Linked DNA regions of Mus musculus: region 2 is linked to region 1. The links are chromatin loops, found by intact Hi-C in ENCODE. Cell type or tissue: heart. All regions are shown on one strand.

Region 1 (8,000 bases):
TCTGAGCTGGAGAAGAGGTCGTGGGGCCTGGCTGTGGGACTGTCAGGTCCCTTGGAGAGACTACAGGTGCAGGGACTTGGGTGTTCATTCCCCCTGGGACTTTTTGGCAGGGAGAAGCCCAGGCCACTCTCTCCAATCATCCAGAGCACTGATCCGTGGCTTTCACCCCTAAGAAGCTCCTGAAAGCCTGTAAGCCAAAGAGAGAGGAGAGAGAGAGAGCATGTGTGTGCCCAAAGCCACACGCGTCAGGGTGAGGGAAAACCTGGACCCTCCGCTGCCTAACCTCATTCCCACACCTCATGTCCATGCTGGCTGCCACATGACAATTGGCCAGCTCTGACCTCCGCTTACTATAGGTAAATTTGGAGCTCAAGGTTCTGATGCAGGCTGAGGGGAACACCCACTACTGTCAGAAAGCCTTTCCCAGTAATTCCTGAGGCTGCCTGATCACTCCAACAGTCTTCTCAAGAATTCCTTGAGTCCTTAGGATGGCTAATATTGATTGACACTTGATGTGATGGAGAACCACCCAGACTTTCCGGGTGCACCTGTGAGGGAGTTTTTAGATTGGGTTAACTACGTTGGGAAGACCCACTCTAAATGAGCGAGGTGTCTGTCATTCCATGGGCTGGGGATTCCTTGGGGATAGGGTGGGGAGGTGTGGGGGAGGGGGATTTGGGCTGAGTCCCAGCGTTTGTGTCTCTGCTTCCTGATTGCAGATGCACAGAGATCAGCTGTAGTTCTGGGGTTCACCTCCCCTCTTGGGGGGTGTCTGGACTCAAGTTGGAGGAACCGGTGGGGTCTGCGGGATCCGGGTCAGGTTGGGAACGAGTGATGGGGGATGGGGACCTTCATTGAGAATCTTAGTGTTACGGCTCTTTTAGACAAAGGCCTTCTCAGACGAGCTTTGGTGAAGCAGCTTTCTGAGGGAATCATAGCTTGTTTTGGATGCATACACTTTATTTGGGGTGAGCCAAAGGTTATATAGGTTTTGGGTTGAGGATATTCAGGGAGGGAAAAAGTCACTGGCTGATGGCTAAGCCTACAGAGATGCCTCATTTGCATGGGGAAGAATTCCAGAGGCTGTGCTACTGTGACTGCCTGTACCTACCTGGTTGCTGGGGGGTGGGGGAGGCCAGAGGGGGTGTCTCCAGGTCATGTGCTCCTTCCGAGACAGGCACAGAAACAGGGATGGGGCTATGTCTGCTCCTGCTGGTCTCAAGTTTAGAGATGTCTGGGGTCTGACCGTGCTCTACCTTGCCAGTTCCGTGTCAGGTCCTCTTGTGGCACAGTCCACGTGCCTCGCTGCCACGTCTTTCCCACCACGGTGGACTGCTTCCTCAAACTCTGAGTCAAAAATGAGCCCTTCCTGTCTTACATTGCCTTCGTTAGGCAGTAGCAAGGAGTAAGCAAGAAGCCAGGCAGGCCTCCTCCATCAGACTAGAGACCCCTTGCTCCTGGGCACCTCAGCTCTCAGGGCTGTGGTCTTTTTGTACTGACATTCACCCCAGAGCCCCTCCAGTCTGTGAGCCTGGGGCTGGAGGCCTGGTCTGGGTTAGGTTGGTGAGTGGTGATAGATCTTTCAGGCGATTCCTCCTGGCAGGAGCCCTGGGCCGTGTCTTATCTCTTCCTAAGCCCTCTCACGGAGTCTGACATAGAGGAGGCTGTGTGTATCCTTGGCAATGCCATTTGAGGGGACCTAGACAAGTCCAGGGATCCCCAACCCCAGCCCAGGATCTCCAGTTTATTATAAGTGCATTATAGACCCAGGGAGAATGCCTTCCCTGGCATTCTCTTCATGGGAAGGAAACTGAGGCAGCCCAGCCTGCTCTGGGCCTGGCGCCTCTGGGGACTCTGCTGACTTTTCCATACAAACCCCCTTTGGGTTTTATTTTGGCCTGTGTGGGGAGGCTGAAACCCTGGGGAGGGGTAACTTTTCTTTGGTGACAGGCGTGGGCCAAGTCCTCTTGGGCCTGTGAGAGCAGTGGGACCCGTCTGGGAGGAAACCACCGGCAGACACCTTATCAGGCCCTGCCGCCTGTTATCTGTGTCTCCTCAGTGAAAGAGCCACCATGCTTAGACCACTCCAGGCCCAGAACAAAAGCATCCAAGTCAGCTGGCGTCCCCGTGGCTCCACATCAGCCAGTGGCCCACACTGGATATTTGGGGGCGGGAGGGGGCGGCTGCCTGGCTGGCGACAGCCAGTCTGCCTAGACTCCCCAGGCCAAGTATCTACATGGCCAGGACCAGCCCCCCTCTCCCTAGAATGGGCTTGGGGCTCGGGGTTACCCCAGTGCTGCATGATCCTAATGAAATGTCAGCCACAAAGGACGGGACACAGAGGGGCCTGTCCAGGAACAAGGGCCAAGTGTTGGCGTGGGAGGAGGGCCGGGGCCGGGCTGGTCAACTGATTACTTGTAATAATTGCAGTGGACACCCTCGGGCCATGGGGCAGCCGGCGCCTGGCACCGGGTTCCTCTCCCCACTACCATGGGACGCATAGCAGATAGGGCCCAAGTCCAAAAACACCCAGAGCAGATTGCCAGCTGAGGCCTGGACATGGCCGTACACTTCCAGTCCCAGCACCCTGCTGAGGAGAAGCAAGCACTCGCTTGAAGGCTGCCTCCTCATTCAGGAAGTACCTGCTTGTCTGGCCTCTTGTGGGACTGTCATGGAGAGCTGGGCAGGTTGCATACCACACACCGACATCTGTCCTCTAAAGCAAGCTTAAAATCCTTGCTGGCAGGCAATGGTATAAACTCAGTCAGAGGTTGCGTCTCTGCTGGGAAGGGGCACCTCTGTATAGTGGGGGCCCTGGGGGACATTGAGATGGCATGTCTCTTTTGGTAAGATAGGTAGAGGTCATCTTCCAGATATGATAGAGATTGTTCAGTTAAGTCTGAGTTCCAGCGAAGCAATAGATGCGCGTTATCCAATGTAACTATGGCCTTTACAGCACTGCAGTGCTTAAAGTGTTGTGGGGCTGGTTGTGGCAGCCCAGCATGGAGGCCGGATGAAGAAGATAGTCTATGGGCCTGTCTTGTGGTGAACTGGTACCAAGCAAGGGTGAGCCAGGCTGCAAGGTCTGACACTGTCCAGGGCTCCCTCTGGTGGTCATGTGGAGATCAGGCTAGCCACCAGAAAGGCTTGAGCCTGTGCCACACTTTGGAGGCCACTGGCTGGGGGCTGTGTGTGGACTTATGAACTGTTTTTGAGACAGAGTTTCAAGGAGCCCAGGCTTGCCTCCAAGCTTCTGTGTAGCTGAGGCTGACCTTGAACTTCTGATCCACTCACATTTACAGCTTTTATTTTATTAAAAAAAAAAAAGATGTATCTATTTTATGTATATAAGTACTCTGTAGCTGTCTTCAGATACACCAGAAGAGGGCATCTGATCTTATTACAGATGGTTGTGAGCCACCATGTGGTTGCTGGGATTTGAACTCAGGACCTCTGGAAGAGGAGCCAGTGCTCTTAACCACTGAGCCATTTGTCCAATTCCTATGCTTGTTTTTAAAAATTAATTAATTAGTGTGTGTATGCTCGTGAGCACACACGTGTGTTTGGGCACTCGTGCATGCTCACTTATGCCCAAGTGCTTGTGTGGAAATCAGAGGACAGTTTTCATGAGCCAGATCTCTCCTTCCTTCCTTCCTTCCTTCCTTCCTTCCTTCCTTCCTTCCTTCCTTCTTTCCTTGTTCCTTCCTTCCTTCCTTCCTTCCTTCCTTCCTTCCTTCCTTCCTTCCACTGTGAGATCAGGGGATGGAACTCACGATGCATGCGTAAGATTTTCAGAACAAGATCTTTACCTGCTGAGCCATGGGGCCCACACCATGGCCAGGTTTTAAAAAACATGATATTGGGGACAAATGGAAACCAGGCCCTCATGCTGTGTTAGGCATGGAGCTCTGAGCTCCAGCTCTGACAGGGCATTTTCTTACAGAAAGCAGAAAGTCCAGTGTGAGGGGCGCTGCGTTTTGATCACCTACTTAGCCACTGTCTGTCAGTCATGGCCAATTTCGTTCCTTATGCAAACTTTCTGCCTCTCCTGGCAACTGGGTGTTTTTGAAGCAAATGCCAGGCATGTTATTTCATCCATAAACATGTCAGTATATATCACTAGGAGATAAGGCCTAAGGATTCCTCAAAGCTGGAGCCGCCAGGAATTCACCCAAAGCCCTTATATCACTCCTAAGAAGAGGGGCCCTGCACCAGGACGCCCCAGTCTCCCGAGACCCCCTTTAAAGTCTCCTGGCCTTTCATCCCCTTGGACAAGTGTTCCCATGCCAGGATTTCCTGTCTCTCACTGCCCCGGGCTCCTCAAGTGTAGTCTGCGACCTCCTTGGGGAATTCTCCTTGAAAGCGCTGTGGCTCCCACAACTACAGACAGTTCCAAAACTCATGCCTGCTTTGTTCTCTGCCCCTGCTATAGATGGCATTAGAGGGCCATTCTTGGGGACTCAGACTTCCTGGGGAATGTGAGGAAATATGCAGGGTTTCACAGAGGATCAAGACCCCAGATTTGGACCAGAGCCCCTGCTTAGGGCAGCTTAAGTGCCTGCTGTTCAATGACCGTTCCCCTAGGAAGTGTCTGACTCTGCCTCACTGAGAATTTTTTTGTGATCAGTGTCCTGCTCTGGGCCCTAAATAGGGAGCTGGCCTATTTTGGTGACCTTCTCCCTACCTGACCTCACCTCAGATTTGGTGGCCCCAGAGCCACTGGAGAGAGAGGAGCTGAGGGGTACAGAACTCCAAGAATCAGATGTGGTTCCCTTTCTTCAAGGAGGGAGAAATCGAAGTTCAGGGAAAGAGAGAAACTCGACCAGGCTCCCCAGCAAATAGCTGGCACAGTCAGGATTGGAGTATGCTGGTACCCGGATGCTTCCCTGGTGTTCAAGGACATTCCCTGGGCACATCCTCCTCACCAGGCCTCATTCAGCCACCAGTTGAGAGGCCAGCTCACCAGCCTCTTCTCTTCTGTTCTCTCACTAAAGAGACTCCTGAAGGCAGAACTCTGTGGGTGTCTGCAACGTCAATCCTTTCCTGTCATTTCTGAGCGGGAAAGGCACCGCCCTGTTTTCCAGAGGTGGAAACAGATGCCCAGAAAGATGCAGTGAACTGGCCACGGCCACACAGCTGCATAGTGGAGGCAACCAGATTAGATCCAGAGTCCCTGAACTATGGACGATTCTGCTTTGTGCGAACACCACCAGAGAGCGGCAACCCATCTAACAACCTTTGAGCCTTTGAGCTCCTGGCTGGTGGTTTCTCTGTATCACCTCTTGCTCTTCCTAATCCAAGCAGGGTGGGACTAACACTACACAGCCATTGCAGATGAAATGGCACATGTGCTCCCCCTGGTGGAGGGGTATGGAAATTTCCTCTCTCTTCTGCAAGGTTGGCTTGCTCCCGTGAGCAGCCTACCAACAGCTCTGTAACCTGTGATGATGTTTAATTAGCCTGTTGTATATTTGCCATTTTCTTCCTCTTTCGACCCAGTACTTCCCCATGTGCTGGCATTTCCCCTTGGTTTGGACCCTCCCCATCTCTCCTTGCTAAACATCCTTAGTCGTGGCTAAAACACAACTATCTCTGTCAGCTCTGTTTTCGGGAAAGCAGGGAGGATTAAGGTTACAGCAACTGGGGAGACTGGAGAACCTGAGAACCACAAAGATGCTCTCACTCTCTCCAGTCCAGGGACACTCTGCGGTGAGAGGTCTGTGCTCTCCCATGCCCCTGACCAGGGGCTGAGCCTTCCTTCTTCTACACTGGGATAAGACCATTTCAGAGAAGCAGATGAGAGCGGCTCTCTGCTCTCCACACAGGGTAAGAGTCCTGTTTTCTGAAACTTGGACAAGATACAGAAATACCAGGAAGGTCCTTGTGGGTACCACTTTGAGCCTCTCTGTACACTAGGGCCCTGCTCAGCTCTTAGGAGAACTTGGACAGTGATGTGCGATCTGCGTGAGCTGGGTAGCACATGGAACTAAAGAGGGTTCTCTTAGGAGGCAAGGTGGCCCACATGAGAGGTGGAGGCAGAAGAATATTCAAGGGAAGGCCAGTTGAGAGGCAAGGGTCATGTCACCTCCAGGTCTCCACCTTTAACGTCCTGCTGTCCACTGGTCATCCCCACCCTGAGATCCTGTGGGTCTTAGACATTCCTGCCTGTGCCTTTCCTGCCAGATGACTCCTCCTCCTCCACTCATGCATCATTCACAGCCGGTCAGTCTTCAAGCGCTTGTGTTCTGTTAGTCTCATTCCGTAAGAGTTATCCCTGAAACTACACAGTCTATGAGACTTGACAAATGTATAGCAAATGTGTAAACATCATGACAGTCAAGATATAGAGCCCTTTCATCAAGCCTTGCCATAGGCAACCCCTCCTCCCATCTCCAGCCTGGTCTCTGTTTTCTGTCCCCATAGTGTGCCTTTGCACATGGAATCTGGCTCCTCTCACTTGGCTCCAGGGCTTGGAAAGCCATCCACATTTGCTCCTTCCTGTCACCATTCGATGGCTTTTCATGGACACGGTGCCATTTGTTTATCTGCTTGCTGGATGAGGGACATTTGGCTTGTTTCTAGTTTGGGATAGTTATGAAGAATGTCACTGAACATGTTACACTTCTAGATTTTGTGCAAATATAGATGCCCGCTTCTCTGGGGTTGATCCCTACCAGAGGGACCACAGGGACATGTGTGTTTAGTTTCACAGCTGTGTGCCAAACTATAGTTCAGAACAGCTGGATCATTTCCAAAGTATAACTTTTAACATTTAAATCTTCACTTGGATATCAAACAAACAAGAAATCTAAACTAAAACAAGAACAACTCGTCTCTCTGTCATTCTCTCTTCCTCTCTCACCCTCTCTCCTCTCTGAGAGAAAGGGTTTATTCCATCTTACAATGAAAGGGTACAGTCCATCCTGTGGGGAAGTCAAGGAAGCAGGAACCTGAAGCAACTGGCCCACCCATACTCTGAAGGCAGACAGTGAGTGAGCTAGCTTTAGTTTTCATCAATGGATAGCAGGGAGTGGATTTTCTGGGTCAAGTGGTTGGTGTTTCCTAAGAAACTGTCAGGGCTGAGCTTTAACTCTGTAGGTAGAGTGCTTCCCTAGCATGCATGAAACCTGGATTCCATCCCCTGCACTTCACAAACTGGGAGGCAGAGGCACAAGGAGGAGACCCTACCTGAAGAAGAGGAGGAGGAGGAGGGAGAGAAGGAGGAGAGGGAAGAAGAAGAAGAAGAAGAAAGAGAAGGAGGAAGAGAAAGAAGAGGAAGAAGAGAAAGAGGAAGAAGAAAAGAGGAAGAAGAAAAGAGGAAAAGGAAGGAGGAGGAGGAGGAGGAGGAGGAGAAGGAGAAGAAGAAGAAGAAGAAGAAGAAGAAGAAGAAGAAGAAGAAGAAGAAGAAGAAGAAGAAGAAGAAGAAGAAGAAGAAGAAGAAGAAGCTTTCCAAAATGAACACTTACCAAATACAAGATTTTTAAAAATGTTTTGTGATGAAAAACATTTATTTGAGGTTCTGGGGATTAGAACTTAGGACCTTGTACTTGTTAGGTGAGCACTGTCCCAGTGAGCAACATAGCCAGCCCTGCTTTCTAACATCTGTGACAGCAGAAAGATTGTGTTCAAAGAGCTTCTGAGAACCATCATGGCTGCAGCAGTCACGCCTGCGTGGCTCACCAGCACCCCAATAGTTTAGATTGTTAGCATTATTTTGAAATGTATTTATCATTAGTGGGTGAGGGGAGGACTCGAGTGTGCCATGGCATGCATGTGTGAAGGTCAGAGGACGCTTTGTGGAGTCACTGTTTTGCCACTGTGTGATCCAGTGAGCAAACCTGAGTTATCAGGGTTTGAGTGCGGCAAGCCCCTCTACCCAGGAGCCATCTCACGGGCTTTTTTTTTTTTTTTTTCAAGACAGGGTTTCTCTGAATAGTCCTGGCTGACCTGGAACTCACTCTGTAGACCAGGCTGGCCTCGAACTCAGAAATCCACCTGCC
Region 2 (8,000 bases), 180 kb before region 1:
GAGTGCTCTACCAAGCTGAACTCCAGCCCTCGGTTTCCTGAATGCCTTTCGACCAGTTTTCACCTCTGCAGAGTGAGGCTAATCACACACCATGAGGTGATTCTGTGAGTATCACAGTCACTGGACTCATAAACTCAAAATCCTCTTGTCAAGCCCTATGCCATCCAGGCACAGTTCTGGGCACTGGAAAGAAAATAACAGCAACAGCCACGATGGCATGGACAGAGAGGGTCCCCTGTCACATGTCTCTGAACTCACAGGCTGTATGAAATAGGCCTTAGGACTTCGAAGCCACCATCTGCCATGCTCCCTCATCTCCCCAAACCGTCTGATGGCTAGCAGAGACACACTGACCCTGAGGTCCTCAGAGGTCCTCAGTTGCCATCCTAGAATTCCCCCTCCCCCAGCAGATGCTGATCCTTTCTCCTCCTTGTCACTGTGGGCTATGGGATGGGGAAGGAGGAGAAGGGGACCCTGGGAAACCCAAGTCCTGAGCTATCCCTCAAAGGAACACACATCACATCACACATAAGATAATCTTCCCTACCAAGCTGAGGTATGGTTCATGCTAGCATTTGGGTCACTATGGCCTAATTCAGGCTCTCTAATTCAGTCGGTTACATGTGGCAAGTGGCCCCCGTTATTGGGCAGCTCAGGTTCAACCTAACCATAAAGTCCCAACAATAGCATGACTACAGTTGAGTGCCATAGACGCCACTGGCTGGTGATTAAATGTGTGGGATTTTGTTTCCTTTCTGCTCCACTTTCTTTCTTTCTTTCTTTCTTTTTTTTTTTTTTATAAGATTTATTTATTTATTTATTATATGTAAGTACACTGTAGCTGTCTTCAGATGCACCAGAAGAGGGCATCAGATCTCATTACAGATGGTTGTGAGCCACCATGTGGTTGCTGGGACTTGAACTTCGGACCTTTGGAAGAGCAGTCAGGTGCTCTTACCCACTGAGCCATCTCACCAGCCCCTCTGCTCCACTTTCTTGGGGAAGAACTAAGGGGCCTTTGCGGGTGTTAGTTCCACCTGTTCCAGAAGCTTAATGTTTGCCTCAGAATCCTGAGTCACAAGGGAGACCATCATGTCTAATTCAAGAAACAGGAAATGGGTGAGCCTTTGTGTGTAAGGATCAAAATGGAGGGGCTGGAGAGATGACTCAGCAGTACTGAGTACTGGCTGCTCTTCTAGAAGTCCTGAGTTTAATTCCCAGAAACCACATGGTGGCTCACAACCATCTGTAATGGGATCTGATACCCTCTTCTGGTGTGTCTGAAAACAGCTACAGTGTACTTACATACATAAAAATAAAAATTTATATATATATATATATATATGTTTATATATATATATATATATATAATGCAGAAGTTTGGGGTTAGAGCTGTAGCTCAGTTGGTAGAGTGTTTGCCTGGCATGTATGAAACCCTGGGTTCAATCCCTAGCACTGCATAGAATTTGGTGGTTCATGCCTGTAATCCCAGAAATCAAGAGTCAGAGGCAAATTCAAGGTTATCCTTAGTTATATAGCGAGTTTGAGGTCAGCCCAAGCTACATGAGACCCTGTGTCTGCGCTCCAGTGTGTGTTTGCAGTGGGTCACTTGTTACCAGAAGGATAGGGAGTGGGATCTGGTGATGACTGGCCCTGACCAGCTGACCCTCTTCTTGGCATGAGTGACAGGAAGGTTCTAGAAAAAAGCGACTGACCTGGAGGCTTCTTCCTTTTCTGTCGACATTTCTTTTTAGCTTTTTCCTGTCAGCCATCTTCTCTGCTTGTCCCAGGACCAGTGAGCTGAGAGTCCAAGTGGAAAGGCCAGAGTTCGCCTGCATGCCTGTGGGATGCTTCGGTCTGCAGAGCTCTTAAAGGTGGGGCCTGGGAGAAGGGGTTGCAGCATCCAGTTTGCTCACCTGAAGGCCAGCCGCACCTGGGGAGGCCCTTTCCCCGTCTGCGTTTTGTGACTGGGTGGCTCTGGCCACCTGCCTGTGGCTTCAGATGCCAGCCCCTTCCACTCAGCGTGCCTTGTGAGATGTATATCGGCAAATGATAGAGATTTCCAGGCTGAGGAGGCTGCAGCAGGCTGTTTGGGGCAAGGGGTGGGTAGCTAGTGCCTGCAGCCAGGCTTTATAATGAGGCAGTCATTCCGGACAGGTGTGTGGGGAGTGCTGAGTCTGGCAGGCCAGTCTCCACTTTCAGCAGGATTTAGTCAGGGTTCAAGCAGCCCTCTCTCTCCAAAGCCTGAGATAAGTCCTTGGCAAGAGTCTAGGCTTCCTTTTGGAGTAGAGGGAGGAGAGGAAGAGATGAGCAGAAAACCATCTGGGCTTTAAGGGCTCTCGTGGTCCAGGTGGGCAAATCAAGGCCTCTGGGAAAAGAGGAGACGTGTACCGATTCAGGCTCTGTGTGGAATGCTTTCCTTCAATGTTAAAATTACGTGTGTGTGTGTGTGTGTGTGTGTACAATCTTGTGAGGATCAGAGTACAATCTATGGGAGTCAATTCTTTCCATCTACCGTTTGGATCCCAGGGAACCAAACTCAAGTCGTTAAGGCTTGGTGGCAAGTGTCTTGCCTTTGTAGACCAGGCTGGCCTCGAACGCAGAAATCTGCCTGCCTCTGCTTCCCAAGTGCTGGGATTAAAGGCGTGTGCCATCACCACCCAGCTTGAACATTCTGTTTAAACTGGTTCTTCACCTCTTCCAGAGGTGGGGCTTGTCGCCACATCACAGACGGAAAAAAAAAAAAAAAACAAAAAACAAAAAAAAGGAAGGCTCAGAGGCTGGCGTGAGGGTAGGGCACTTGTGGAGGCTGAGGCCGTGTGGTAGAGCTAGTCTCCATATTGGCAGGGGCACCTGAAAACCTCCAGACTGGCTCTCTTCTCAGCTGCTCCCCTCTCCTCAGGATGGGGCAGAGGTACAGGTTGGGTGGGCTGGCGGTGTGAGCCTTTGGTGGTCTGTTATTTGGAGCAGAGGGGCAGTTGGCGTCTGTCCCTGTGCCCAGGTGTCGTGGGACTCAGCTGTTTGCTCCTGACTTTTGTGTCCCTTTCAGATCCAGGATCAGCTGTGCCTTTGAGGTCTCAAAAAAAAAAAAAAAATTAGAGGCACGTGAGATACTCACAGCCCCATGCCCTCCTACATACTGAACTTTCTGGGTACCTTCCTGACCTCCTTCCTTAGTGGGGAGAATGCCCATTGTAATCCTTGAGGTAGGACAGTATTCTTAGAGACCCTGAGGGGGTCTTGCTGTGTGCTTCTGTGCTTGCTGGTGTACATTATTAGCCATAGGGGATCCTAGCTTACGGGGTTCTGTGGCTCAGCCAGACTAAAGAAGTGCTCTCTCTCTCCCCCCCACCCCCCTCTCTCTGACTTACTGTAGGGGATGAAGACATGTCTCACTACTTAAGAGCACTGGATGCTCTTTCCAGAGGACTCAAGTTTAATTCCCAGCACCCACGTCAGCTCACATATCTCTAACTCCAGTTCCAGGGCTTCTGACACCCTCACACAGACATACATGCAGGCAAAACACTAATGAACATAAACTAAAAATAAATTATATATTTTAAAAAACGTTACTGTGTGTATACACACACACACACACACACACACATACACACACACGTGCTTTAGGTGAGTGCTGGGAAGGGTAATACAAGTTCAACCACTGGACCAGTTCTTCAACTTCTAAGGAAGCTTTCTTAACTTCTGTGTTTTCTGTGTACACTGATGGAGCCATGGTAGCTGTGTGCGTGCGTGCGTGCGTGCGTGCGTGCGTGTATTGGTTTTCCCCAGACCAGAGAGGTACCTGGAAAAATGCACTTCCAAAATGTTCTAGAACTGGGCCATCCTGGGTGTACTGAGATGCGCTGGTCCGCTTGTTTTTATTACTCCGGACCTGTTGTGGCTGCCCTGGGGGGATGGGGGGGGAGTTAATTCTGCATTCTGTGAGAGGGACCAAGACTTGGAATTTGATTTGTGGGCACCTGAATCCTGGAGCAGGCTGGATCTAGCCCTCCGTGCTGTTCTCACCTGGAGGGTGGTGTGTGTGTGTGTGTTTGTTTGTTTTGTTATGCTTTGTCTGAGGTCTTGCTTCATAACTTGGTCTAGCTTGGAACAACTTTGTAGACCAGGCTGTTTTGGAAATGTCAGAGATCTGCCTGCCTCTGCTGTAGAGCTGGGATCAAAGGTGTGCACCCCACACCAGGCTTGAGTTGTTCTAAATAACAACATTCTTGTGCAAATTTGAGGACAAGTTAAACTGCTACCTCCACTTTGCCCACGGGGATTGGTATGTATTTCCCGGGACACTTGGCTGAGCTGCCGCTAGGAGGCACTCACACCCTGCCCTGGCAGCACTTCTGGCCGGATGGCAGCAGAGAGCAAGCTTCTAGGTTAGGGGTTCCCAGCCTGTTACCCTGGCCCAGTGAACTTCAGTCACCAGGCTGGGAATCCTGCTCTTGAAGAGAGGGCTCTCTGAAGACCCATTCTTCCCAGAGTGGCCCAAGGGAATCAGGTAATTTCTGATCAAAATTGTGAGGAAGATAAGGAACTTATGTTTGGGAGACAGCTATGACTCTCACTGCTAACCTCAGGGTGAGTCCACTTAGGGTCAGGGACCTGAGTAGTGGATCAGAATACCAGAACAGAGCAGCCAGCCCCAAATCACAGCTGGCTAGCCACTTTAGCATCCCACAGGCAGGATGAAGACCCCTAAAAATAGCTGACACAGCCTTCTGCTCACCTCTCCTGAAGGGGAGCCTCACAGAGAATACAGAAATCTCACTTGCTGCACCCACCCACACTTCCCAGCCCTGGTGCTGCTTGCCTGGTGTCTTCATTTTCTAGGCCCCCTCCTTTCCTCACAGATGAATTGGGGATTTGGGGGGCTTCTGCGGAAAGGGAGAATGGTCAGGAGACTCCTGTGAGCAGAGCCTGTTAAACCCTGCAGATCCTCTGGCCACTCTTCGTCTCTGATGCATTCTTCTGTCCCCAAACCTAAAAGGTAGGTAGCAGCCTGACTAACGTAAGTATGTTCCAGGAGGGTAAGTTCTGGACCTGTGTTATTTGCTGCAGTCCTCAGAGCCCAGACCAGAGCACTATATGTGGTAGGCACTTAATAAATATTTGTAGCTGACAGTAGGGCTGGGGCAGCAGATGAATCTGGAAAAACCCGAGAAACAGGCAGGGAGGCCTCTGACACCATTTCCCTCCAGAGTCTCGTGTTGATTCTGCTATCAACCTTCTAGATGACCTGGGCTAAGTTCTTTCTGCTCCCTGCGCTTGTTTTCAGAGCTAACTTGAAGGCCTGAGCTCTGCAGGCACCAGGCCTGATTCTTGCTCATCTTGGAAAGCAGGCTCACCTGTCTTGAGGGAAGGATCTGGGATGGGAGGAGGGATGGGTTCCAAGTTTAGGTGTTCCAGAAGGGAATTCGAGTGTCACAGGTGGCTATGACTCTACAGGAACCGGGGCTGCAGCAATATCCTCCTGCTACCTCTAGGGACACGTCTTTCTCTTTAAAATATCCCCCCCCCAGGGAGGTAATTTTGTCATTTTCCTTTATTTATTTCTGTGGGTTTTTATCTATTTCTTTTCAGTGTATGTGTGCTTTACCTACCTGTACGTCTGTGCACCACAGTGTGTGCCTGGTGCCCAAAGAAGTCAGAAAAAGGTGTTGGACCACTCAGAACTGTGATCTTCTGTGTTATTTGTTGTTCTTGTGTATGAACGTGTAGGGGTGCGTGCACACATGCCACAGAACGCACGTAGAGGTCAGAGGGCAACTTGTAGGACTCAGTTTTCACCTTTTAGTTACACAAGTGTCAAGAATTGAACCCAGGTCATCCAGCTTGGCTGCAGGTGACTTTGCCTAGTGTGCCATCTGCACAGGTAGTGCTGGGTTGTTTTTTTGTCAACTAGACACCAACTAGAGTCACCTGGGAAGAGAGAACCTCAATCAAGAATATGTTTCTAAGCTGGGCGTAGTGGGGCACACCTTTAATCCCAATACCTGGGAGGGAGAAGCAGGTGGATCTCTGAGTTCCAGGCCAGCTTGGTCAATATCATAAGTTCCAGGACAGCCAGGGCTACATAGTGAGACACTGTTTGGTGAGGGGTGGGAAGGGAAGAAAAGAAAATACTTCTATCAGATTGGTTGCTGTCAAGCTTCTGGGGGTATTCTTGATCAGTGATTGATGTGGGAGGGCCCAGCTCACATGGGCTGAGCCACTAGTATTCAGGTGGCCCTGGGTCGTATAAGGAAGCAGACTGAGCAAGCCATGGGGGACCAGCCAGGAAGCAGCATTTCTCCCTGGTCTGTTTTTCAGTTCCTGCTTCCAGGTTCCTACCTTGATAGTATCCTATAAGCCAAATAAATTCTTTCCTCCCTTAAATTGGTTTTGGTCAGTGTTTAATCATAGCAACAAAAACCCAACTTGGACAACTCCCATCTTAGGTAGGAACCCTGGACTGCAGAGCTGTGGTCTGGTCAGCAGACGGAGCTGCAGGCATACACTCCTCTCAGTATACAAACCCTGCAAGGGCCATCAAGGCCAGGCCCAGCAGAACATCAGCCTAAAGCTTGGGGACAGAGGTCCCCAAGCTCTTGTGGAAGGTCCAGGCCACACGTAAGGCCTGGATTCAAAGCGTCAGGGAAGCCCTGGGGCCTGAGGGAGACAGGAGGGCGACATGCTGGGATTTTACATGGCTCTGTGATTTTGTAAGCCATGAAATCAATGTATTAGCACTTTGTGCCTCTGTCTTCTCCCCTGCACCGTTCTTGAGTCAGTTGACAGATCTTCTCACCCTTAGTCTGATAGAGCTACATATGTAAGAAGCCTGATCTTACAGCCATGAAGTTCCTGGGCACTGTAACAGTGTGTTTGCTGTACTGTTTAAAAGGAGAATTCTCTGAAAAAGTTCCAGCTTTGTTCCCCATCCTAGACTCAGTACTGTCTGTATCAATCATGAAAGAAGCACTAACCACCCCCTTGGATCTAAGAATACTTACAACGAGGGGCTGGGGACATGGCTCAACATTTAAGAGTACTTGTTGCTCCTTCAGAGAACTGGCGTTACATACTTAGCACCCCAAGAGCTCCAGGAATTGAATGCCCTTTCTTGACTCCATGGACATAGACATGCATGTGTGTGTGTGTGTGTGTGTGTGTGTATGCACTTACACAAATAAATAATTTAAAAATATTTAAAACAAAAACCGTGCTTTTGTGAACATTACAGCATTGTATGAAGGTTTATTGTTTTGTTTTTGTGTTTTTTTGTTTTTGTTTTTGTTTTTTTTTTTTTCGAGACAAGGTTTGTCTGTGTAGCCCTGGCTGTCCTGGAACTCACTCAGTAGACCAGGCTGGCCTCGAACTCAGAAATCCACCTGCCTCTGCCTCCCAAGTGCTGGGATTAAAGGTGTGTGCCACCATGCCTGGCTGGTTCAGTTTTTTTCTTACTGCAAATGGTATCTACATGACAGGTTTCTCTTGATTTTTGGATACAAGCATGCATTTATTTGCAAGGCAGCTTTCTAAAAGTGTAATTAACATGTCAAAAACCATACATGTTTAGCTGGGCATAATTCCAGTACTTGGGACGTAGGGGCTACTGTAGGAGCTCAAGGCCATCCTCAGCTACATATTGAGTTTGGGGCCATCCTAGGCTACAAGAGACCCTGTTTCCAGCAATAAAAATAAACAAAACATAATGCTCATATTTAAAATGTTCTTAGGCATCTTCTAGATGACAAACTCAAATTTAATACATTTATGTATTCACTGAGGACCTGATTTTTTAGTGTGTCTAGAGCAGTGGGTCGAGACCCCTTTGGGAACCCAACAGTCCTTTTAGAGGAGTCACCTGAGGCCATAGGAAAACACATATCTTTACATTATGATTCATAACAGGAGCAAAGTTACACTTAAGAACTAGCAGCGAGGGCTGGTGAGATGGCTCAGTGGTTAAGAGCACCGACTGCTCTTCCAAAGGTCCTGAGTTA

What was found. Hi-C counts contacts between places; a loop is a spot of excess contacts. Peaks named below come from ENCODE experiments on the same cell type or tissue, not always from the same donor. Only the 100,000 strongest peaks of a DNase experiment are listed, where the experiment ranks them.
Region 2: it touches region 1 in a loop (6-fold over the local background); 34 of 42 quality-filtered maps call a loop at or near these places.

Annotation. Positions count from the first base shown.
Region 1 is chr9:63,913,533-63,921,532 of GRCm38, reverse strand. No RefSeq gene overlaps it. Among named protein-coding and RNA genes, the nearest start is that of Gm36033, 27 kb to the left of the region's middle. In heart, CTCF peaks have their summits at 3,109 (motif pointing left) and 5,373 (motif pointing left); DNase peaks (open chromatin) are centred at 2,142, 2,291, 3,082 and 5,342; H3K4me3 peaks cover 388 bases; H3K27ac peaks cover 5,277 bases.
Region 2 is chr9:64,096,984-64,104,983 of GRCm38, reverse strand. It overlaps Gm39360 (a long non-coding RNA gene), which reads left to right and starts at 4,429. Exons shown (of 3, transcript XR_870861.2): 1 at 4,429-4,513; 2 at 4,949-5,002. In heart, a CTCF peak has its summit at 6,491; a DNase peak (open chromatin) is centred at 4,333; H3K27ac peaks cover 1,050 bases.